Linked DNA regions of Homo sapiens: all the other regions are linked to region 1. The links are chromatin loops, found by intact Hi-C in ENCODE. Cell type or tissue: prostate gland. All regions are shown on one strand. Region 1 has its middle 61 kb from the start of LINC02644. Region 2 overlaps ARHGAP12 (Rho GTPase activating protein 12). Region 3 holds the start of LOC105376482 (a long non-coding RNA gene). Region 4 overlaps ZEB1 (zinc finger E-box binding homeobox 1). Region 5 holds the start of LOC124906892. Region 6 has its middle 64 kb from the start of MACORIS.

What was found. Hi-C counts contacts between places; a loop is a spot of excess contacts. Peaks named below come from ENCODE experiments on the same cell type or tissue, not always from the same donor. Only the 100,000 strongest peaks of a DNase experiment are listed, where the experiment ranks them.
Region 2: it touches region 1 in a loop (8-fold over the local background); 53 of 110 quality-filtered maps call a loop at or near these places.
Region 3: it touches region 1 in a loop (2.6-fold over the local background); 26 of 110 quality-filtered maps call a loop at or near these places.
Region 4: it touches region 1 in a loop (2.6-fold over the local background); 57 of 110 quality-filtered maps call a loop at or near these places.
Region 5: it touches region 1 in a loop (1.8-fold over the local background); 11 of 110 quality-filtered maps call a loop at or near these places.
Region 6: a loop joins it to region 1, with 2.2 times the contacts of the local background. A loop is called at or near these places in 29 of 110 quality-filtered maps.

What each region holds. Positions count from the first base shown.
Region 1 is chr10:30,782,055-30,786,054 of GRCh38, forward strand. No RefSeq gene overlaps it. Among named protein-coding and RNA genes, the nearest start is that of LINC02644, 61 kb to the left of the region's middle. RefSeq lists an enhancer at 1,092-1,592 and a silencer at 3,079-3,388. In prostate gland, a CTCF peak has its summit at 1,982 (motif pointing right); DNase peaks (open chromatin) are centred at 1,997 and 3,387; H3K4me3 peaks cover 1,530 bases; H3K27ac peaks cover 2,820 bases.
Region 2 is chr10:31,807,183-31,811,182 of GRCh38, forward strand. ARHGAP12 (Rho GTPase activating protein 12) reads right to left here. Exons shown (of 20, transcript NM_018287.7): 16 at 3,467-3,565; 17 at 2,048-2,125; 18 at 1,812-1,946; 19 at 1,467-1,569; 20 at 1-650. The coding sequence ends at 476. Among named protein-coding and RNA genes, the nearest start is that of MACORIS, 100 kb to the left of the region's middle. In prostate gland, a CTCF peak has its summit at 1,672 (motif pointing left); no DNase peak of the experiment used is centred here; H3K27ac peaks cover 839 bases.
Region 3 is chr10:31,132,253-31,136,252 of GRCh38, forward strand. The region is part of intron 2 of LOC105376481 (a long non-coding RNA gene); the gene reads left to right. LOC105376482 (a long non-coding RNA gene) reads right to left here and starts at 1,952. Exons shown (of 4, transcript XR_001747412.2): 1 at 1,868-1,952; 2 at 913-1,113. It overlaps LOC105376483 (a long non-coding RNA gene), which reads left to right and starts at 1,648. Exons shown (of 3, transcript XR_930798.3): 1 at 1,648-2,549. RefSeq lists silencers at 1,612-1,971, 2,032-2,081. In prostate gland, no CTCF peak of the experiment used is centred here; a DNase peak (open chromatin) is centred at 1,579; H3K4me3 peaks cover 981 bases; H3K27ac peaks cover 1,124 bases.
Region 4 is chr10:31,489,350-31,493,349 of GRCh38, forward strand. The region is part of intron 2 of ZEB1 (zinc finger E-box binding homeobox 1); the gene reads left to right. Among named protein-coding and RNA genes, the nearest start is that of ZEB1, 170 kb to the left of the region's middle. RefSeq lists an enhancer at 1,958-2,077. In prostate gland, a CTCF peak has its summit at 1,964 (motif pointing left); no DNase peak of the experiment used is centred here.
Region 5 is chr10:31,601,416-31,605,415 of GRCh38, forward strand. LOC124906892 reads left to right here and starts at 1,447. Exons shown (of 4, transcript XM_067756347.1): 1 at 1,447-1,904; 2 at 2,841-2,999; 3 at 3,216-3,312. The coding sequence starts at 1,607. LOC105376484 (a long non-coding RNA gene) reads right to left here. Exons shown (of 3, transcript XR_930803.3): 3 at 1,619-4,000. RefSeq lists a silencer at 1,859-2,448. In prostate gland, a CTCF peak has its summit at 2,121; DNase peaks (open chromatin) are centred at 1,196 and 2,186; H3K4me3 peaks cover 1,751 bases; H3K27ac peaks cover 1,995 bases.
Region 6 is chr10:31,768,954-31,772,953 of GRCh38, forward strand. No RefSeq gene overlaps it. Among named protein-coding and RNA genes, the nearest start is that of MACORIS, 64 kb to the left of the region's middle. In prostate gland, a CTCF peak has its summit at 1,545 (motif pointing left); no DNase peak of the experiment used is centred here.

The DNA of each region.
Region 1 (4,000 bases):
CTTTTCCTTAGCTGTTTTTGAGCAAATTATGTTTATTATGTTAATTTATTTTACTGTCAACAACACAGAATGACACAGTTGCTGCTAAATATCATTATATATCTCAGCCTGGCATATCACCAGCAGGGCTTTTTTTATTTTGTATTAATTTTTTTGTATATACAACAAGAATAAATACATATTGAAATGTCGATCTATTTAAAATGGTGTCCGGGATGGTAAAGTCATCTGTACAGAAGGCCCTGGTTGCTCACCCTTCCAGCAAAGGCTTTTGCTAGGAGAGGCAGCACAGCGGCCATCTGGGTGGGGGCCTAGGCCTGCAGCCCGCCCAGGTCCCTCCAGACAGTTCCATGTTTGGCCAGGAACATGGGGCTTCTCAGAAGTTTGTGGGGTTAGGAAAGAGAGAGAGCGAGAGAGACAGAGACAGAGAGAGAGAGAGAGAGGCTCCCAGGCGCCTGTTTTCTTCCCCAAACGTCCTCCTCCCTTAAAAAATCCTCCCATTTTCCAGATGGCCAAGCCAGGGGGACCCAGAGGAGCCAGGCAGAGAGAGGGTGTGCCCTAGTGACTCACTGGGAACCACCCTGAAACCCAAACAGCTGGCCAGGGGTTGCAGCTTATAATAATTACGTTTTTGATCATTTCCCCCCTGCAGAGACCAATAAACTCCACATTTCCAGAGAAAGAGAGAGGAGAAAAAATAAGGGCTGCTGAGCAGGAGGGAGGGAAGCCTGACAAGGAGAAGATCGTTCTGGAAATGTACCAAATCATTGCGCGGGGCATGAAGGTACTGCTCTCCACAACTTCCTTAATGCTCAGCTAGTGGCCAAGCTAAGGAAGCTCAAAGTAGCACCATGCAGACTCAAATAGTTCATCAATTAGGTAATAAGCAACAGAAGGTAAGTGCAGTTTCCTGGGAGGAAACCAGGGCCTCAGACAGACACCAGAGCCCCTGCAGAAATGAACAGAGTTTCTTTCATTCCGCTCACAGGCCCGACTGAGATTTCATCTGCACACCCCAATTGGGGGGCAGCAGGAGAGGCCAGGGTGGGCTGCCCTGTGTCGTGGAGGGGAGGTTTGCCTGCGGACCCCTCAGAAGCTGAGAAAAATCCCCAGGTGGCGTTTTCACAGCACCAATGACCTGCATGGTCAAAAGATGTGGTAGCCAGGTGGCTGCTGGCTGTCCCTGCAAATATTTGGTTTCAGAGAATGAGTCGGATTACACAGTTTCATATTTGGAGGCTGAGAGAGCTGCGGCCGTAAGCCTCCATCCTGGCTTGTCTGCAGCAGCCAGTAGACAGCCCATAAAAACACGGGGCTTATGTTCACACAGATGGCTGTTGGTTTTATCGACTTGGGGAGAGGAGCAGAAGATGGTCACGGTGCAGCTGCCTGAGACTCTGTCAAATGGGTCTCAACTGCTGGGGACACAGTGACCATCGAGGGCCACCTGGGTCCTAGAGGCCCCATGAGGTCTGGACATTCTCAGAAGGCTCCCTCCACACCCCTGAAATGTGTACAGGACTCTGTCACTACCCACCTCCCAGAGCCACCACCCTACCTCCTCCCAGTCCCACCAAATGAATGACTAGGGCCCGGGCTTGAAGGATGGCCACAGCGCTGGTTCCTGTCCCTCTGGGTCTCAGGCTGGGCCTCCTTCCTTTCTCTAGGAGCCCACTCAATCCTTGGGAAACAATAATACACTGTTTCACCCTAAAATCGGTGCCTAAATTTTATCTCTTCAAGGGTATCTTCTGTTTAATTGGGAGCTAAGCCTTGAATCAAAGAAACGGATCCGTCATTGCAGAATGTCTTACTTAGTAGATGGCATGAAGGGAGAGCGTCTGGTGCCCTGTGTGTTAACCTCATTGCAGGGAGGAGAAGAAAGTGGGCAGAGACCATCCCAGCCCCACTAAATCCACGCTACCGCCCGGGAGGATCCCAGAAAAGGCAGGGGAAGGGGCTTGGAGAGGGAGGCTGGCCACACGGTGGTGCTATTGCCCACGGCGGTCTAGTTGGCCTCCGAACTGGGGGTGGAGGGTGGGAAGTGGTTAGAACCATCCCCAGCAAAGAGAGAAGAGAGTGCTGACTTCAACTCAGTGGCAACCAGGGGGCATAGATGAAAAAAACAAATTGCAAATTCTTCCACCTCGGCCTCAATCTCTGTGATAAAACCCTGCGGTTCTCTGATGATTTCTGGGGTGATGGGGTGGGGCTGGGTTAAGAAGAGACTTATACTGTGATTCCTGGGTTGGGGGACGGCGCTACGACTCTAAGGTTTTAAGCAGTGATCCCAGCAGGTTAACTGGGGCAGTAAGTGCTGTCTTTCTCGGGGAGGGAGGGAGTTCAGCTCCAAAGGCGGCCTGGTTCGCAGGCTCCTTTCCCTAAGATCCTTTAGAAATCGTTCCCATCCCAGAAAGGAAGCTGGGGCGCAGCTGTGAGCGCCCCCCTCTCCCCCCGCCTGCCCCCACCCCCTCTGAGCTCCCCGCTTTGCTCTGAAAAAAACCAAAAGCATCTCTCGATGCTGGGGTTTCTTCACATAAAGTGATTACCACGTGTCAGAAATAAACTGCAGTCCCCTTTGGAGAACAGTGAGGTTGGATCAAAAAGGAGAACTATTTCAAAACATGCTGCCAGCTCGTCTTTTCAAAAATTTTTCTTTTTTTTTTTTTTTTTTGGATGTGGGGAGGAGGATTTCAAAAACAAAAAAAAGTAAGTCAGTATCTTCTCACAACTGCAGCTGATTTCCTGTGTAAACGAAAACCATGTGATATTCCATAAATGCTTCCAGCTCTAAATTACAGGAAATGAAAACCATCATGGAAAAGGAAAGCTTTCAGAATAAATCCCCACTTCGGATCCCGCCGCGGCGAAGCTGCGCTGGGCCGCCCGCACACACCTGCGGGTCCCCGAGCTCGCCCGGGCGCCCCCGCCACCGTCCCCAGAGCGCGCAGGGAGCGGGGCGCGCGATCACACCCTCCGCGCTGCGCCCGACCACTCGGGCTTTCAATTAGGAGCCAAGCTGAGAAAAGTAGGCTTTTCTTTATGCACGCCTCGCCGAGGTCAGGTTACGACCTCTCAACCGTCTTCAATCGGCGGTGGCATCCATATTCATGAAGGCTAATTAACTCTGAAAGGCTCGGCGGGGCTGGCCCTCCCCGGGCCGCCCAGCGCCGCCCCCCGCGGTGCAGGGGTGGGTGAGTGGGGGCCCCGAGCCCAGTACCCTCTCCTCCCTCCCCCGACAACCCGCCAGGCATCTTCCCAGGGCCGCCCGGCCTCCGCAGCTGCTCCTGGGCCGGACTCCCGAGCACGCACTTGTGCGCGGGGACACGGGGTCCCAGGGCGCGGGGACCAGTCAGGCGAGGAGAATTAGCTGCGTCATTTGTCGCCATCCTAGCAACTCGAGCTTACTTCTCCCGATAGCTCCCTCCTGGCCGCTGCTCCCAGGGGCCGAATGTGGGAAAGGGATGCTAATTCCAAGTGAGAGTTCATGCTTGGGGTTTCAGGCAGCCTTGCAGATGGGCGGCCCTGGGACCTAGGTTATAGCCCCAAGCCAATGGACTGTGGGGGCGCGCGGGGAAGTCACTCCACCTCTCTGGGCTCTTTGCGTTTGCTCTGAGATGACAAGAGGCTGTTAGGCTGGAGAAACTCCTTTCCACTTAGTGAAACGTCCCAAGAGGTCTCTCCTGCGGCCTTATTTCCCCAGCTCTGCATGAGAATTTTTAGGTTTCCCAGTTCTGCAGGAGCCAGCAGGTTCTGAGGTTCCCAAGGGGTGGCAACTTGTAGGGTAACCTTTTCTACTTCTTCCTGTATCCATCAAGGTCCTTACATTTTAGATTTTACAAACGGACTTGAACTAGTTTAAGCAAACTAGAAAATTCTGTTTTGTGGATAGAGACTTTGCTCATGGACCCATGGGCCTGAGATACCTCCAGGCTCAGAAAGTTCTTCCTCCTTCTTTCACCTTTTCTTCTATATTCCTGCTGCTTTGTTTTTATTGGCC
Region 2 (4,000 bases), 1.0 Mb after region 1:
AACCCCGAAAAAGAAATACACAGGTTTCAAAATGGATATACTTCATTTTGTTTAAAATGCCCAAGAGCCTTTGCAACATAACTGAAAGTATTGTTCTATCAAGTCATGAATCTTGAGAAGAAAGTACATTATCCAATTTCAGGGAAAAAAAATACAGTTTTCTTACCAAATTATCCAGTGTATATGACTGGTTAGAATTTTAAGTTTTGATTTTTACTGAAATTCAGAGTATGAAATGCAAACATTCAGGATAAAATGAATTCATAATTACACGCAGTTATATCAACTTGCAACAAAGCAGCAAATATGAGGGCCTAACACACATCTCGACTCTCCCCTTCCCTTCTGATCCCTCAAAAAAAAAGTGCAAAATCAAAGAGTCACTGCTTGGTCCAAAAAATAAAATACATTGTGTATAAACATTTGAAATCTGATGGAATCCAGCTTCTATTCCACAGGTTGTCTTCAGTAAGAATCAACGTCCGAAGATGGAACTCAGTTCCAGAAGAATTAATTCTACAATCTGATTCTGGTACACAGTATGAACTGCTATATTACCAGTCTCTTTTTCTGGTTTTAATAGAGTGGGACCAAAAACAATTGCTATACTCTGATAGGTCATTCGATTTTTCTCTCCATTTTCTATAACTCTGAAGGGAAAAAAAGAAGTTGTTAAAAGAGAAAATAAGAGAGAGGGAAAATTCTTCAAATGGTATTATAAACCTAACAGTTTGCATTTTAAAAAGAGAAGTAATACTTATTTTCCTAAGGTGATGCATAAACTATTTAACCAAGTAGAATTCTGTCTAAATGCCATGTGAAGCTTTCTTTTTGATAAACACAGCTGAAAGATACAATTAAGCATACTCTAACAAACTTAAAATGTGTGATATTTTAGCTTAGTTTTTAAAATAGAACATTTAAGTATGAGTTACAATTCAGGTAACAGTGACTGCTCCATTAAGTTGATGGGAAAAAAATCTCATTAGGGTGTGGAGATTAAACTTTCCATTTTACTCATTTTATGTAATTTCTTTAAAAAAAAAAAACTCTCTCTAGCTGGGATTTTTTGTTTTAGTATTCTAGTGTACTTTCTATCAGATGAAAGAACTTGGTTATTAAAGTGGCTATGTAGTAACCTAGAACCATGACGGTAACTTAATACACCTCAATTAATATCCAATCTCATCTTCATATTAACCTTAGCAACAATTTCTGAACACCTACTATGTGCTAAGCATTACATAAATACTTCACATATAATACCTACTTTACTGTATTCTTCATAGCAAATCATTTACCCATGACAGACTGATACTAAAAGGAGTTGAGTAACTTTTTCAAGTTACAAAGACAGCAAGTAGCATAGCTGGGATCCAAATCTGAGTCTGAGTGACCCTGGCCCCACAGGCCTTCCCGCTTCCCCTTGTGCTATACCACATCCCATGACTGGGCAGTCCTCCTACCTTCTGAGATGTCGGAAAAGAATCTGCATTGTGTCTTGGTTTGGCTTTGGCAACTGTCTGATTAGGTCCTTAACAGCAGCGACTCGCTGTCTTGGTTCTTGCTCTGAAAAAAGATAATAACCAGATATTTTACAGCAAATTCTTATGAAACTGAAAGCAATGTCACAGTTTGGAAGCTGATATTTGGTAATACACAGTGACATCTGGTGGTCACATTTAAAATGTTTGGAGTAAAACAATCTGTTGAAAATACTTGCTTAAAGTAAGATAAAAAAAATTGGGTGGCTTAATCTGTGCAAAGAATTTTCAATATCTAGAAAAAACTGAGTAGAATTACATACTTACTAATTGCATTAACAAAATCATTAAAATGATTAAATGTAAAAAGAGGTTCTGGTAATTCTCGAAAAAACATTTTGAGGGCTCCAGTAATGACATGAATATCTTCCCATTTACTGTCATTCAAGTCCAATTTCTCATCTGAAAAACAGCAGGAATTGGACATTTTAAAAAATTACTTTAAGCCAGTTCAAAAAGTTATGAGTGATGCATCTGAATAACAACAGTAAATATAATCTTACCATGATTGACTGCAAACCTTAGTTTCTGGATCACTGCGAGGTTGCCACTTACTCTGTATATCCCATCAATATCCAAACCTAAGAGACAATAATAATTTGTGTGTGTGTGTGTTTAAAGTACTTCTTTGCCTCTTCTGAACACGTTTGCATGTGTCAGAATTCCCACTCATTTGCATTAGCCTAAAATCAAATGGGCAAATATTCTTTTTCTCTAAATGGCTTCTGGTAGATGCTTGGCAGGGGAGAGAGATGGAGATTCGCTCTGAATTCTGTTTAATAAACAGCAGTAATTCTACTCTGCTCATCATATAGACTGTGAATCAGCTCAAGGAAATGGTTTCATTAATCTTAAAACACTAACAATTTCAAATTTCTGAAAACATCTGGGGATAATTCAAAATTAAAGGAAGTCAGCAGGTAAAATCAGCCCATGCATATTTTGCATACCATTTTATAATGTAAATGCACATATTGTAAAAACTTTATTGAAGGCATCTGTCATATTAAGTGTTTGTAATAAGTAAACTTAATATAACCACTAAATTAATGGTTCTATAAAAACAATACATAATTTGCTATAATTTATTATTTTCTTTTATATGTGAAACAGAATCATCTGAAATTCATACAATTAAGCCCCGAAATTTCAGGTATTCATTAAATGATAATAATGTACAAATTTACTAAAGCACATTATTGAATGTACTATTCATTTAGCTTCAAATTAAGACAATAGTGTAGTATCCCTATTGCCATGTTGACAAGAAGAGTCAGTGGGACAAGAGATCTGTAACTGGCAGAAATTACAAATTGAATTATGTGTTTTAATTGTACAAAATCTCTTTCATGATATACAGAGATAAGTTAATGTGATTACAATATACTAATGTATATAAAACTAGTATAAATATTATAGCTATGTTTAAATTAATCACAATAGAAATTAGTTTGTCCTATTTTACAGAAAATGACATAAAAATTTTTATCTCGTGAGACATTTGTGGTTGACTTAACCATTTAAAATGTCATCTGATTTTTAGGACAGAAGAAACTTAGTAAGTAAACACAATCTCCTCGGATCTTATACATTGTCAAATTATTTCTTAAAAACAAGCTCAATTTCACAATCACTACCTTCTTCATTTTAAGCAAATGCTTAAATGAAATGGCATCAAAGAATAGCATATACTTAATTAACTGTGAGTACCAAACATTCAGCAGATGCCTGGAGAGATCTTAATTTGAAACAGGTGTAAACATGTAAGTATTTGTAAACAAAATTATTTTCTTAACATCTTAGGACTATAAGGAACTTCTGTTTGCATCACTCAAAATCATAAAAATTCTAGGAATTTTGATGGCAAAACAAGAAGCTGGTTTGCTTAATGTTAAAAAAAAAAATCAAAATCCTTCTCTTACCATGTTCTTCAACATGTTCAATACATAACTTCACAAACTTTGGTACTGTGCCATTCTCTCTCTGACACAGATTAGCGAGATTGGATCCAAATACCTGATCTGAAAAAGATTTATTTTTAAAAAGTCAATCACCTTGCTGAAATTCAGTTCATGAAATGGCTAACCATTCAGAGTGCAACAGAAACATCCAGCGTAACCAAATATTGTTTAACATGGCCCTATGCCTTATGCAATATGCATCTTGCCTACTTCTTTTCACTTCAAACAATTCGTTTCCAAACTCATACAAACCCTTACTCACTCTTGCCTGAAAATTCTTTGTACTTTCTACTGCTTTTGCAGAAAGCAATTTTCTACCCAATTTGGCTCCTTCTTATCACTCCTGGTCTCAGCTAAAATGTCACCTACTTTAATAACCCCTCTGACCATCCTTACCTAAGAGAACCCAGTTCTAGACACATTCTATTTTATTACTGTGTTAGATTCACAGCATTTGTTACTATTTCACATTATCTTGTCTACTTCCTACTTGAG
Region 3 (4,000 bases), 350 kb after region 1:
GGGGAAGGAGTAGACCTTCATTATGGCAAATTAATCTTGTGCAGATCCCTTGATCCCAGCTCCTTCTATCTCTCAGAGCCTAGGAGGAGTTACGGAGAAACGGTGCGGCAAAGTTAACACTGAGCTTCATCGATATCCTCCAGCTGCAAATGTTACTAGATGCTTCTTCAACAAACTACCTGCCTGAGGACAGTGCACATGAACACATCATAGGCTCTGTAAAATCCTCTGGCAAAGAAACCTGTTTGCCCGAGGATCCCTTTTTGAGGAGCATCTACTTGACACTCATTTGGAAGAAGGCAGTTTCAAAATCACCGAGGTGCAGAATATCACAAAATAATAAATTTGAAACCACAGCCCCTTGGTACCAGGCAGTTCCCACTGGTACTCGGAGTGGAGCCGTCACAGCTTGTCCTGGCATCCCAAACAGAAAATGTATGTATGGATTTCTCACTAACTTAAGAGGAGTCTGACTATTCATTGGCTCAACAAGTATTTATGGGGCATGAGGAGTCAGGCACAGTGCTGGCTCACGAAACTTACAGTCCGGTGGGGAGGGTGAATTTTGCCCGGTTGTACATTTGATGAGTATTACAAAAGAGAAGATGAAAGAGCTACAGGATCCTGTAACTGGAGGACCTGATCTGGCCCAGGCACCAGGGAAGTGACATTTCACCTGAGGCCAGAGGAATAAGTGGGAGGGGAATGGGCTGGGGGTGGGCTATGCAGGGAGACCTATGTGGGCAAAGGGCCTTTCTCCTGGTAAGTTTCTACTCACCCAGCCTCCACCTGGACATCCTCCCTCCCTTCCTCCCTCCCCAGGAGCTGGGCTGAGGGCCGCCCTACTGCTATCCATGGCACTTGTCACCCAGAGCCCTGGTGAACTGTTTGCTTGTATGCAGCACCCCTCACCACATGAAGAGCATCTCAAGGGCTAGGAGTCTCGTTTCTTGTATCCCTGGTCCACCGCCTGATCTCCAGCACACATGAGGTATCCATCAAAATGTTAGCGAAAGGAAAGGAGGAAGGGAGGGAGGGAGGAAAAGAGGGAACAAAGTAATTAACGAATCCCTAGCTGCAGGCACAGGTTGATTCTCTGCAATGTCTCCTTTTCTGTCACAGAGAAAAAGAGCACAGTTAGAGTTCACAGGGACCGCGCCCTGCCACACATTAATTTATTCTCCAAACATTTGTGGAAGTTGCTAGAGACACAGATGCAACGTGTTTTCAGGGAGCTTATGATCTAGCAGTGGAAGCGCAACAGAAGTGCAATTCTTTCATCCTTTTGCCCACATAAAGCAGGCAAGGCACGACGAATTTTGATGTCAACTGCCCAGGCAGGACTTTGTCCCAGCCCAGCGACCCTCACGAGGCCAAGGGCAGAGATGATAGTTGTAATATACTCTTCTGTCCATTTCCTTGATATTCTCCTCAAGGGGTGGGGGGCGCCTGAAATCCATCTGCCCCGGGGAGAAGGGCCTCGTGGGCCAGCGCAGCTTGCTCCTCTGCAGACCCAGAAGCATTTGTGCGTCCCGGGCGTGGCAGGCCCGGCGCCCACTCCGCCCTCCCGCCCCTCCCCCGCGCCACGTCACCCGGGTCACGTGAGTGACCAGGCTCCTCACCCCAACCCCCCTCCCTACTCCCGCCAGACTCAGCTGCTCTCCCCGGGAGCTGGGGAGCCGGGGGCGGGCAGCCGCGTCTGTCCTGCCCCTCCTCGCCCCCTCCCCCGCAGCCTGAGGAGGGCGTTAAGCAAGGGGCTTCGGAGAAATTAGAACCAGCGTTCTAAATTAAGGGGAGCAGATGTCCTTGTTTTGCTCGCGAGGCCTGGGTGGCCTGCTGTTCAGACAGAAATCGTTGAGGCGCTGACCTTCCGGGACTGCTGTCAATCTCCGCGTGCAGATGGCCAGCCCGGAGCCTCGCCGCTCCCCTGCATTGGAAATGCGGCAGCCGGGGGTGCCGGCAGCTTGAGAGAAAAGTCTGCGTGGAGGGGGGGTGGGGGGGATGAGGGGAGGCCCGGGGAGACAGAGGGCAGGAGAAAAAGGCCGGCCCCGCTCACAATGGAGCCCCTGTGGCGGCCCCTCCGAGACAATGCGGTCCCCCGGGACCCGCGGTGGGTTGCGCCAGGCCAGTCCGCGCTCCAGCTGCCTCTTCAGAACAAGGCAGTGCAAATGTGCCCACTTGATTCTAAATCCTCTTAGGCGCTGTCCATGTGAACAAGGAAAGGGGTGGCCCTACGATCCTTTACAATCGGAGGCCTGGGGAGGCCTGGGAGCCCTGGAGCTCCGGAAAATGTCTGCACCACGCATGCAAATGGGTCATTTCGCTTGGAGAGAGGCATCTGGCGACATCGGCAGAAAGGCTCTCTGCCCGGTAGACGGTGAACAAAACCCACAAAACCAGCCAGCCAACAGCGTGCACTAAACACCCCTCTCTGGCCCTTCAATGCCACCCGGAGTCCTGAAACATTTTCAGGTTGTTTCCCCTGGAGAGACGTCCCATGAAATGTTCAGAAAAGCCAGCTGAGCTGTGCAAAGTCATTAGTCACCCAGGTATTTACACTGTTTTTCCTATTTCCTTTCTCTTTTGGCCTCTGTGGTCAGTGGTATAAAATTCCTAGGAACTCCCACCTAAACACCAGCTTCCTGTTTATTCTTGCAGTGGCTTTAATGTTTCGCTGTTAAAAGCGGTTGACCAAGACACTGAAACAATCAGTAGAGGTTCGCAGGTGAATGGAAAAAAAAATTTAATTAAAAAATATATCTACTGCTCAGGTCAAAGGTCCAGGTTCATTTTTACTGCTTATGTCAGAATCGCAAAGGGGAAAAGGTAAAATTAAAATGTAACTTAATGCCTAAGATCTTGGTTCAGTTTCATTTGGCCCCTGTGTCTACATGAACCTATAAAATACGATACACTAAAGTATGAATGTTTTCATTTCTAGCAGTGGAAGGCCTTTTTTTTTTCAATGTGGCATGACGTTCTTTTGTTAGAGAAGGTTAAAGTTCAAAAGTTCATATATTAGCACAATCTGTGTGCTCCTGCGTGTGCCTTACACCTCGCTATGCCTGTTCCGCCTTAATTTCCTGCAGCAAAACCTTGCATTTACAGAGCCATCAGAATTGCAGCCTCCCTGGCCTGGAAAAGAACCCTCGAAGTCACCTCATTCAACCCTTTTCCAATACTGAATTCCCTGTATGGCCCCTAGGGAGTGTTAGTGATGGGACCCTTTCTACCTCAGATTTTATAAATTTATTTTTTAGAGACAAGGATCCACTCTCTCGCCCAGGCTGGAGTGCAGTAGTACCATCACAGCTCACTGCAGTCTCTAACTCCTGGGCTCAAGTGGATCCTCCCACCTCAGCCTATGAGTAGCTGGGACTACAGGCATGTGCCACCATACCTGGCTAATTTTTTAAATTTTTTGCAGAGATGGGTTCTTGCTATGTTGCCCAGGCTGTTTGTTTGTTTGTTTGTTTGTTTTTAAGAGGGAGTCTTGCTCTGTCACCCAGGCTGGAGTGCAGTGGTGAGATCTCGGCTCACTGAAAGCACCGCCTCTCAGGTTCCAGCTATTCTCCTGCCTCAGCCTTCCAAGTAGCTGGGACTACAGGTGTGTGCCACCACGCCTGGCTAATTTTTGTGTTTTTAGTAGAGACGGGATTTCACCACCTTGGCCAGGCTGGTCTCGAATTGATCCACCCGCTTAGGCCTCCCCAAGTGCTGAGATTACAGGTGTAAGCCACTGCGCCCAGCCCCAGGCTAGTTTTGAACTCCTGGCTTCCAGTGATTCTCCTGCCTCAGTCTCCCAAAGTGCTGGGATTACAGGTGGGAGCCACCGTGCCTGGGTAACAATCTTATTTTTCATAAATGTCTTCTATCTATAAAACCAAAATATGTCTCCACTTATGGAGTCATGCGGAATAAATCTAATTTCTTTTGCACATGATATTACCCTACAAATGTTTTGGAGATAGCTCTGCTGTCCCCACACAGTCTTCTCCCT
Region 4 (4,000 bases), 710 kb after region 1:
TATGTAATTATAATTGAAGAAATTTTTGTAGATAGGATATTAATGGGGATTTTTTTTATTATTTTTGGTCTATTCTGATCATCTCTGCCCTTAATTGGTTTGTTTAGGCCATTTATATTTCATAAAATGTTTTATGTTTGGATTTGGGTTTATCATTTTATTATTTGTTTTTTGTTTTTCTCTCTGTATTTTCACTCTTCTGGTCCTCTTTTTCTGCCTTGTTTTGGATCATTTGAATATTTTTTAGTATTCCATTTTAATTTAGTTTTGACTATGTATCTTTGTATAGATTTCTTTTAGTGGTTGCTCTATGGATTAGAATGTACATCCTAACTTTTCACAGTCTATTTAGAATCAATCTTTTACCCTGCCAAGTGGATTGTATAAATCTTTCATGTAAGTCTTGTTATTCTCCCTCCTTTATTTTATAGTTTTTATATGTACTACATCATTTCTCTTCTTCTTTTATTCCCGACATTCCAAGTGTCCCTCATTTCACCTTCTTTATGACAGTCTTCCTTTAGTAATTCTTTTAGAACAGATCTGCCAGCAATGAACTATACTTTTTATCTGAGAATGTCTTTATTTTACCTTCGTTTTTTAAAGGATATTCTTATTGAATTTAGAATTTTGAGCTGACAGATATTTTTTGTTTTAAACATGTTCCACTTTCTTATGGAATCTATGATTTCTGATTATAACTCTGTAGTCCATTGATCCCCTATAATTATATATTATTTCCTCTGGCTCTTTTTAGTATTTTTTTAAACTAGTTTGATTGATGGATTTGAGCCTAGTGTTTGATTGATGGGTTCGAGCCTAGATTTGGGGGGTTAGGAGGTTACTATTTGAGGTTCAGTTCTTAAATCTGTTGGTTTATGTCTTTCACTAAATTTGGGAAATTTTTAAACATTATTCAGTTTTTTTTCTGCACTACAGCTCTTTTCCTTCTGGGACTCCAGTGACATGAAAGTTAGATATTTTATTATTGTCCTGCATTATCCTGAGACTCTTTATTTTTTAATAAATATTTTTACTCTGTCTTATTCAAAGTGGATAGTTTCCATTGATGTACTGTCAAGTTCACCAGTCTTTGCTCTCTTATCTCCATTTTACTATTAAGCCCATCCAGTGATTTTTAAACTTTGGTTACTGTATGTTTAGTTCTAAAATTTTCTTTTAGTTTTTATTTAAATATCTTCCATTTGCTGAGACATTCTATCTTTCCATTCTTTTCAACAGTGTTTACCCTTACTTCTTGGAGCATTTTTATAATAGTTGTCTTAATGTCTTAGTTTAATAATTCTAACATCTTTTTTTCCCAATGTTGCCATTTTTTGATCATCTTTTCCTATGTGACTTGAGACTTTTTCTGATTCTTCACATGCCAAGTAATTTGAGATTATATTCTGGATATTTCAAGTATTATGTTGTGAGATTAATAAGTTAAATAAGACTAATACTTCGTCTTATTTAAATCCTATCGAGAATTTTGATATTTTTTGCTTAACAGGCAATTTATCCAGTTGTATTCGGGATGCAGTCTCCAGCCAGTATATAGGTTTTGATTCCACAACTGGTTCACTTTTCAAAGCCTTTGAAATGCTGTTCAGATCTGTCCTTCATGTACCACCCAGGGTCCAATCTAGAACATGGGTAATTGTCTGTCTATACTTAGTTTCTCACAGTCTGTGATCAGATTCACACATGAGAAGTTTGAGCATAAACCCAAGAGTTCATAAACAGCCTTATGAGGTCACTTTCCTGAGCCTCTCTCTTTCATGATCTCAGTACTTTGAGTTCCTGGAGACTCTGCTTTTCAGTCCTCTAGCCAAAACTCTGGGACTTTATTTACCCTACTTTGCCACATGCTTCCTGCATCTATGCCTGTAGAAGAGCTGAAAGAAGACAGGGAGAGAAAGAGCTCAGTGGAGTTTATATTGTACTCTTAGGGCCACAGCTCCTCCTACTGGAGAGGAAGTTTTCCCTCCCTCAAAGTTTTAAATTCTTGCAGTTATCATTATCTCTGCTACTACCTTGAAGGCTAGGATGCAAGAGAATGAAGGAGAAAAGGGCAATTTTTCTCTTCTTTGAGACTTTTCCTGCTCCTTGAGCCTAAACTATAAGGATTCTCCTAGAGCCTTCACTGCCATGCCCCAGGGCCCACTTTCAGGTTTTAAGCTCCCTTGAATCCAGGCCAGGGGTACCTTTTAAAAAAAGAAGAAGAAAGAAAAAGGTAAGGGGAATCACCCTGTGCTACTCTGAATTCTTGTCATGTCATCTTCTCCAGTCCACCTGCTGTGACTTACCCTTTAGAGTCTTTAAATAACCGTTTCCTTCATTCTCAAGTTTTATTATCTAGATTCAGTAGCAGACATAAACAGTTTGTGGATTCTCCATATTAACTGGATCTGACCTCAGGTATATATTTTTAATCATTATCTAAGTTAATGGGTGTTCATGGAGGTTGTGAGTTGCATTTGTTTTAACTTTGCTATACAGTTACACCCCAAATATTCACATACATATTATAAATTGGAAGATACAGGAGCAGGAAAATGAAACTATCTGGAAAAGTATACAGTGAAACATTTCATCTCTAAAGTTTGAACACATTCAGGTCTGAATTTAGGAATCTGTTGGCATTCGCTTTTTTGATAGTTTTCCCTTAGCAGGGAATAGGGTAGGAATAGCAGAAAGCTGGCTCAGCGATGACTTACAGAATGAGAGAGATGTGAATTGGCCTTTTAAAAATCTGTGGAAGTTACTCATTTGGACTGGGTAACGGCTTTCTAGGCAGAGGGAGCAACTTCAGGAAAGGTATAGAGAAGGTCCCCAACTTACAACATTGACTTAAGACTTTTCAACTTTACAGTGGTGTGAAAGAAATATGTATTCAATAGAAACCACACTCCAAGGACCCATGTAATCGTTTCTCATTTTCAATATAGTGTTCAATAAATTATATGAGATTTTAATACTTTATTATAAAATGGGCTTCATGTTAGATGATTTTGCCCAATTGTAGGATACTGTAATTGTCCTGAGCATTAAGGTAGACTAGGCTGAACTGTGTTGTTCAGTAGGACCGGCGTATTAAATGCATTTTGACATGATATTTTCCATTTATAACGGGGTTTATCAATATTTAACCTCATCATAAGTCAAGGAGTATCTATACAGGTATAAATGTGCATGGCATGTGTGAATGTGTGTCAAAGAGGAGTAGACAAACCAGGAAAGGGAAATATGATTCAGTTAGGCATTTACTGTGCCTTCTTAGAGGTTGCAGTAAGATATTCCCATGAACATATTTGAAATGGTTAGAAACACATGGGTGTGAATTTCAAAAAATACAAGTTTTTGAATTTAACACATATGCTAAATAATCAGTCCTTCAGCTTAAACTATGTTATCCTGCAAATGATAGTAAGTCTTCTGGATTTTTATTAGAATGAATCACATTTTCCATCCTTGTTTTTATTTACTAGGAATTTCATCTTATGACTAAAAAGAACAAGCCATAAGCTCTTTTGGTCTAAATTTGAGATATTTGCCTTTGACTTATTTTTAAATTAAACTTTTTATTTTGACATAATAATAGATTCACAAATAATACAGAGAAATCCTGTGTACCCTTTACCCAGTTTCCTCCAATGGTAACATAATATAATGTCACAACAAGCATATTGACATTGATACAGTCAAGATACAGAGCAGTTCTGTCACTAACAGGCTCTCGTTTCCCATTACATGTTCACCCCTGTCCCTCTACCTTGCCGCATTCCTTACCCCTGGCAACCACTAATCTCCATCTTTACAATTGTGTTATTTGAAGAAAGTTACATAAATGAAATCATACAGTATGTAACCTTTTAGACTGACTTTTTCATTCTCTATAAATTCTTGGAAATTCATCTGAGCTGTTGCTTGTATCAATAGTTTGTTCTTTTTTATTGCTGAGTAATATTTCATGACTTATTTTTTAGCCCACCTTTTT
Region 5 (4,000 bases), 820 kb after region 1:
CTCTCAGAGTGCTCCAGCAATAACCCATTCAATAATGTACCTTTTATTGCTCACTGCTCAGAGCGCTTTCTGTATCACCTCTGAAAAATACGACTCATGCCCAGATTCTTGTTTCACATTTTGTTTCAAGGGGAATCCAAACTCAAACACCATATATAAGGGACCTTTCCCTTTGATTCCTACTACTCATAGGGGAGAAAATAAAGCCCACTGGCTCCTAAAAAATCCACTGACCCAGATTACAGGAATGTGCATTGAAAGTTTAAATGCATATACCCTTAGACCCAGAATCCTAGAAGTTTACCTAAGAAAATTAGCACACTGGTTGTGCAAAACTGTCTAAGGATGCATATCATCACATAGAAGGGTAATATTGGGAAGCCACTTAATGTCCAGCAATACCAAATAGGTTAATCATGGTATATCCCGTGTTGCCATTAGAAATGATGATATAGGCCAGGCGCGGTGGCTCATGCCTGTAATCCCAGCACTTTGGGAAGCCAAGGCGGGTGGATCACCTGAAGTCGGGAGTTCAAGAGCAGTCTGACCAACATGGTGAAACCCTGTCTCTACTAAAAATACAAAATTAGCCGGGCATGGTGGCGCATGCCTGTAATCCCAGCTACTTGGGAGGCTGAGGCTTGAACCTGGGAGGCGGAGGTTGCGGTGAGCCGAGATCGCGCCACTACACTCCAGCCTGGGCAACAAGAGTGAAACTCTGTCTCAAAAAAAAGGAAAAGAAAAAAAAGAAATGATGATACAGATTTTTAGACAGCTTTGCATGTCTGTGGTGCTTATATAAATACACCTACATACATATAGCTACATGTGCACATGAAGAATCTGGAAGAATGACAACGAAATGTTAACAATAGTTATGTCTGGGAAGAAGGATTGGGGGTTGTGGATCACTTTCCTTTTCTTCTTTACACCTTTCTGAATTGGAATATATACATATATAACTTGGGACTTTAAAATTTTTGAAACTTGAAAAAAAATTGTAATTAGAAATCAATGGCCTCGGCGCCAGAGAACTGAATTTCATAGCTCAAACTCGTTCTCCCAACAGGAGCTATTGGTCTCACCACCAAGGGGAGGTTGGAACAGACCCACAGAAGGGAACTGTCCCACTTAGCCAGGCAGTGGCTGTTCTAAGCAAGTCAGCAAACACATCTGCCAACTGGCAGCCATGGGAGAGCATGTCATGTCACGTGTCCAGCATGTGTGGCCCCATCTGACTCAGAGGCAACACGCACAGCTCTGGCGCCATAATCAGGGTCGCGGGTTGGGATCAGCTGTGCCTCCCCATCCCCACCCCCTACAGACCACCTCCCCTTACCCTGCCTGCCTGGAGCCCCAGCTGGCTCTTGGAAGGTCCCTTTCCAATTTGCTCCACATTCGGGAGTTTCTTATTCCCACGGGAAGAACTCGTTGCCATGGCGATGTGCGCCTCCCAACCCTGAAGCCCGCCCTGGAAGCGAAATCCTTGCCTGGGCTCCCAGGCTGAGCCGGAGGACCCCGGGGGTTCACCTAGCCCTCTGGGATAAGGGGCTTTAGTCTCTATATTCTTTGGGCTTGGGGGTTGGGGACAGTGGGAGGATTAATTATGGAGGCAAGGTCAGAGGAAAAGGGAAAAATGGGAAAGATTTTATTTAAAGCCCCTGGTCATTCTTGCCTTTCCGCCCGCCCACCACGACCCCTCAAGCCAGATGCCGTCTCTAGTTCGGGAGCGTTGGATGAGGATGCCAGGCACTCTGCTTTTCCTAAACAACTTCCAAGAACCCCGGAACATTTCTTAAAGTGTCTGGAACGAAGCTTTAACCTCGCCTGCTCCATCAGCCTGGGACGGAAAAGACGCGAGGGGCGAAGAAGAGGTGGGGCACGGGGAGCCCGGGCCGTTCGGCGTAAGTGATCCAGGCTTCCAGCGCCCCGGGCGCACCCCGCGGAAAGGCGTCTGGGAGTCGGGGACGTGCGGGGGGAGACCACCCGGCCAACCCCGGGGGATGAGCTGCAAGGCTGGCCACGCCCGGCAGGAGACTGCGCGCAGAGACCCGCCCGGGGAAGCACGGGAGGAGGGAGGGCGGCCATGTACAACCCCTGGCAGGTGGGAGCCTCCCTGGCGCCAGCTCGGGCAGGGCCACGCCCCTTCCCAACTCCCCGCGCTCGGCCTCCGGACTGCTCAGGGGGCCACGCCCCTTCCGGATTCCCCGCGCTAGGCCTCCGGACCGCTCAGCGGCCCCGCCCCTTCTCGAGTTCTCCGCGCTCGGCCTCCGGACGGCTCAGGGGGCCACGCCCCGTCGCCCGGGGCCCCGCCCACTCCTCAAGCCCCACGGGACTCCCAGCCTACCTCCCTCCCGCTGCCGCACTGGACTCCCAGACCTCGGCACCAACCGTATCTCCTGTTACTCGCCCCAGGGTGGTTGCCCGGGGAAAAACTCCAAGGGTTTCACTGGCTGGCCTGGAAACCCTTTCATCTTTGCTCCATCAGCAGCAGCTCTTTGATTGAGTTCTCCTGGCTTTAGAGCCTCCCACTATGGTCATGCTGCAAATTCCCGTGGCCAGCACCCGAGGCCTGCTGGCTCCGATCTGGGCCACGTGTACAACCAGGTGTGCCCCCTTAGCCTCACGCCCTCCTCCTGTTGCCTCCCCATCCCTCTAGCCTTCGGGACTTGGGGTTGCAATGAATCTTAGGTTTTTTCCAGGAGTCTTTTATTCCTCCAGCGTCTCCGTGCGCCTGTCCGCTCCAACACCTGACATTTTCCTTCAACTCCACCCTCCCCTCCCCGAGTCCACAGACACACACCCACCCACACGCCTCTTCCCTTCCCCTCCACCCTCAGTCAGCGGCAGAGTCAGTCCATCCAATAGGCAGGAGCCCAAAAGACTGTCCACGGACAGCTGTCCTCTCGCCCAGGAGAGTGGGGCTGCACACAGCAGCAGGCCCAGGAGGAAATCGTGCTTTGATAGCCCCAGGCATCGTATTTCATCGTATTTCACAAGTGAGCCAAATGGAGAAGGGATTAGCTGTTTCACCCAATAAGCCCACATCTGTAGTTACATTCTGACTGGGATAAAATTACCCTGGTTATTAATCCTTCTGCTTTAGGGCATAAGCTGATCACCAGCTGGGGTCAGGAAAAAACTCCACCCCAGCTCCTTCCAACTTGCTCCCCCATCCTCAGCTGCTCCATTTCCTGTGGTCTATTCTTGCACAGTTAGGTCTACAAGCCAGGTTCAAGGCCACCAACTGAGGCACCTGTCCCGAGACAGGACCATTCTAATCTGCCCTGAAAAGGACATCCCATTGATCATGTAAGTATGTACTGAGAATCTACTGTGGGCAAGACATTGGTCTTCGCTGTGGGAGATACAAAAACCATTCAGGCATGGCCCTTGCCTTTTTCATGCCAAGAAAAGCTGAAGTGTGTGGTCAGAAATTGCATGTGGTTTCTGGGACTTACTGCCCTGAAGCACCCTGGGTGTATCGGATGGCCTCAGGGAACACAGTTTGGGTATGGGCAGTATTTTCATGCCCATTGCCATTCCCTTCTGCCTCAAGTGTATGTGGGCTTTCCCTGCAGTCAGCCAGCAGGCCAGGCCAGGGTGGCTTTGTTTCTGTCTCTGACCCTTTCTCTTCAGACTCCAAATCTGCAGGTGCTGGAGACTTTGAAGGAGTCTCCGTTTCCCTTGGTAGAAACAAGAGGTAGGAACAAGCAGGTGGAAAGCCAGGGTTACTCCTTCCAGCCAATGGGTCTGGGGCTGCAGCACACAAAGTTGACATCCCGAAAGGCCATTTTCCTCGATCGCTTCAGACCTGGCATTGGGTGGACAGACCACATGATTCAGCATCCAAATTGGAGATCTCTCAATAACAGAAAGAGGTGCCATTGATAATTTCGTGGAACTTTCCTGAGCACACCAGGGTGTGCTCATTCTTCCTGAGGGGTCATCTCCCTTGGGCATCGTAAGAGGCACCACTGAGACACAACAGCTTTTGTCA
Region 6 (4,000 bases), 990 kb after region 1:
ATCTGCCACCAGGCCCAGCTAATTTTTTGTATTTTTAGTACAGAAGGAGTTTCACCATGTTGGCCAGGCTGATCTCGAACTCCTGACCTCAGGCGATCCACCCGCCTTGGCCTCCCAAAGTGTTGGGATTACAGGCATGAGTCATCGCGCCTGGGCTCATTTCATTTTTGAGACAGGGTTTCACTCTGTTGCCCAGGCTGGAATGCAGTGGTGCAGTCACAGCTCACTGCAGCCTTGGCCTCCCAGGCTCAAGGGATCCTCCCACCTCAGCCTTCTGAGTAGCTGGGACCACAGGCATGCGCCCCCACACAAAGCTAATTTTTTATTTTTTGTAGAGACAATGTCTTACTATGTTGCCCCGGCTGGTGTCAAACTCCTGGGCTCAAGCGATCCTCCTGCCGCAGCCTTCTAAAGTGCTGGGATTACAGGTGTAAGCCACTTCGCCTGGCCTTCAATAGTATTTTGCAATGAAATGCTGTATTTAAATTCTTCCCCATATTTGTTTCATGTGTTATTTTGGCCAGTTTTACCATGTGATGTGACCTTTAAGCTTCTAAACATTTATTATCAATAGTTTAGTAAAAATGTTTAGGGGCTGAAAGATTGCATGACTTTCAACATCAGTGAAAGGATGTTGAGATTTGTCTTTATATTTTCATTGTTAATTGTTTAACTGTCTTGCCTATGGCGATACTCTCATTAGCTTATACCTCAAGGTACAATATGCACTTAGGGTAAGGCCATCATGAATGAAATGACTGTATACCTATGATTCACATAATCTTCTCAAATGTTAATATATTTCTGGCTGACTCCTTTTCAAATCTGATTATACTGTTGTTTTCTCATCTAACAAGAATGATGATGAGTTCACAATGGAATCTGAAAAAGAATCCACTCAGCCATTTTCTCGTTCTCTTTTCGTGCTCTGCAGTTTTTTATTTTTATATATTTAGGCAATACAAGTGCAGATTTCTTTTTCTTTTTTTCGAGACAGAGTCTCACTCTGTCACTCAGGTTGGAGTGCAGTGGCGCAATCTCAGCTCACTGAAACCTCTTCCTCCCAGGTTAAGTGATTCTCCTGCCTCAGACTCCCGAGTAGCTGGTATTACAGGTGTGTGCCACCACACCTGGCTGATTTTTGTATTTTTAGTATAGACAGGGTTTCACTATGTTGACCAGGCTAGTCGGGAACTCCTGACCTCAAGTGATCCACCTGCCTCAACCTCCCAAAATGAAAATGTAGATTTCTTCCATGCATATATTGCGTAGTGGTGGAGTCTGGGCTTTTAGTGAACCCATCACCTGAATAGTGAACATTGTACCCAATAGGTAATTTTTCAACCCTCACCCCACTCCCAACCTCTCACGTTTTGCAGCCTACAGTCTGCATTTTCTTAGCTAGAAATTAAGCCACCTGTCTATTTTGTGAAGGTTATTAGTTAATATAATCTCTTTAACCAAACACTTAGAAGCTGCAGTAAATTGCAATATGCAGAACAAACAGAAATGTGCAGGTGCCACTGTCAACCCTCTGCCCCCTGCAGGACCACACAGGCACCACATGTGCAGGCCGACCAGAACGGAGGCCGGGTATTAGAAAGTAATAAAGCTTCATTTCTGCCTTGTTTTTAGATAAAAATAAAGATGAAAGGAAGTTGTAATATTTCCTTCCCTCACCCAGTGGATTGTCTGGCATGTGCCTCACTTTGAGGGTCACAAGGCAATCCTTTAGAGTCATTTAAAATTGTGTTATGGAAGACTATAAGCACATGGGAAAACATTTACAATATATTAAACGGAAAAAGTCAGGTTCGAAACCAGGATATATAGGAAATGCTATTTTATCTAAAAAGTGTAGGGTGCGCACACATGTACATGCACGTGACATTTATTCATATAAATGACAGGAGGCAAATCAAAATGTTTATCTAACAATACTTCATGCCTGTCATCACCTGTGCTAATTTAGCACCCCTTTGGGTTAAGTGGGTGTGGGGTTGCTAAGGTTGTAATGTTTGTCCCCTCCAAACTTCATGTTGAAATGCAATCCCCAATGGTGGAGGTGGGGACTGGTGGAAAGTGTTGGGGCCATCGGGGTGGATCCTCAAATAGATGAGTGCACTCCCCTTGGGGGTGAGTGAGTTCTCACCGTAGTTCCTGGGGAGTGGATTGTTAAAAGAGCCTGGCCTCCCTGGTTTCTCCCACTATGCAATCTCTGCATGCAACAGCTCCCCTTCACTTTCTGCCGTGAGTGGAGCAGCCTGAGGCCCTCGTCAGATGCCCAGTCTTGAACTTTTCCAGATATCTACACTGTGAGCCAATTATGCCTTTTTCCTTCATAACTTACACAGTCTCTGGGATTCCTTTATAACAACATGAAATGGACTAAGTCAGGGTACACACTTCATCCCGGAAGAGCGAGAGAACACATCTGGCCCTCGGCGTGAATGCGCCAGCAGAGATGACTGTGTCCAGATAGGGGAGCAATGAACAAGAGGCTGAGTCAGGCCTCAGCTCCCTGAGAGCAGTCCAGGTGGGCTGTAGGCTGTCTGGAAACTGGCTGGGCACCAGAAGCCAGGGAGGGGATAAGAAAGTCCAAGCCAGAAGGCACATTTCCCAGCCTCCAACTTTGTCCCAGAGCAGACTTTCTGACAGCCTGGGCTTAAGCAATGACCTCCAAGAGAACCTCACAAGACTTTGTGTCCTGTCCTCCTCACATACCAGAGGGTGGGGTTTGGGTTCTCATGTCAGGCGGGGAGAATCACATGCTAAATAGAAATAGACTCATCTAGCATCTGGGCAACGTGAAGCCATTGGCCGGAGGCCATTAGCCAGGCATGGTGGCATGCACCTGTAGTCCCAGCTACTCGGGAGGACTGAGGCAAGAGGACTGCTTGAGGCCAGGAGTTTGAGGCTGCAGTGAGCTATGATTCCACCACTGCACTCCAGCCTGGGCGACAGAGCAAGACCCCAGACTTTGTATTCTCCCTGGTGCTGCTCAGCCTGCAGGTCCTGAGCCCCTCCACTCCATACCTCCATTGAATGTAGAGCTTTCTTTGGTTTCTTGCCAATGCTGTTTAGTGCACGTGGCCTCTCTCTTCTATGTCAACAAGTCTTACGAGGCCTGACAGGAGCCTAGGGTCTATCCCTGAGGTGGCCAGGACAGACTGCCTGACCTTGACTATGGCCATTCAGAATCCCATGTTCCTCTCCTCCTCCTGCCTCCCAGATTGAGACACATCAGTGCCAAGGGAGAGCAGGAGGAGACCCTAGAAGAGTTAGGGAACCAACTAGGATCCCTGAGCTGTCTGTCATCCACCACACCCTGGGGTTCCCTTCCCATTAGACACACATCTCATAGGTAAGGTTTTTACTGGCCCTACTGCTAAGACCAGCACTGAGTTTGTTTTTGGTTTTTGTTGTTGTTGTTGTTTGTTTGTTTGTTTTTTGAGACAGAGTCTTGCTCTGTTACCCAGACTGGAGTGCAGTAGCACGACCTTGGTTCACTGCAACCTCCACCTCCCACGTTCAGTCAATTCTCCTGCCTCAGCCTCCCAAGTAACTGGGGTTACAGGCATGGGCCACCACACTCAGCTAATTTTTGTATTTTTAGTAGAGATGGGGTTTCTCCATGTTGGCCAGGATGGTCTCGGACTCCTGACCTCAGGTGATCCACCTGCCTCAGCCTCCCAAAGTGCTGGGATTATAGGCGTGAGCCACCACATGGCTAATTTTTGTATTTTTAGTAGAGACGTGGTTTTGCCTTGTTGGCCAGGCTGATCTCAAACTGCTGACCTCAGGTGATCCACCTGCCTCAGCCTCCCAAGGTGCTGGGATTATAGGCATGAGACACCTTGCCCGGCCATGGGTTCTTTCAGCCTATGTGGCCCCTGAGTGTCTTCTTTTTCTCAGATCAAAGTCTTGGGCCAGGCCAGGTGCAGTGACCCCCAGCTATAATCCCAACACTTTGGGTGACGGCAAGAGGATTTGAGGCCAG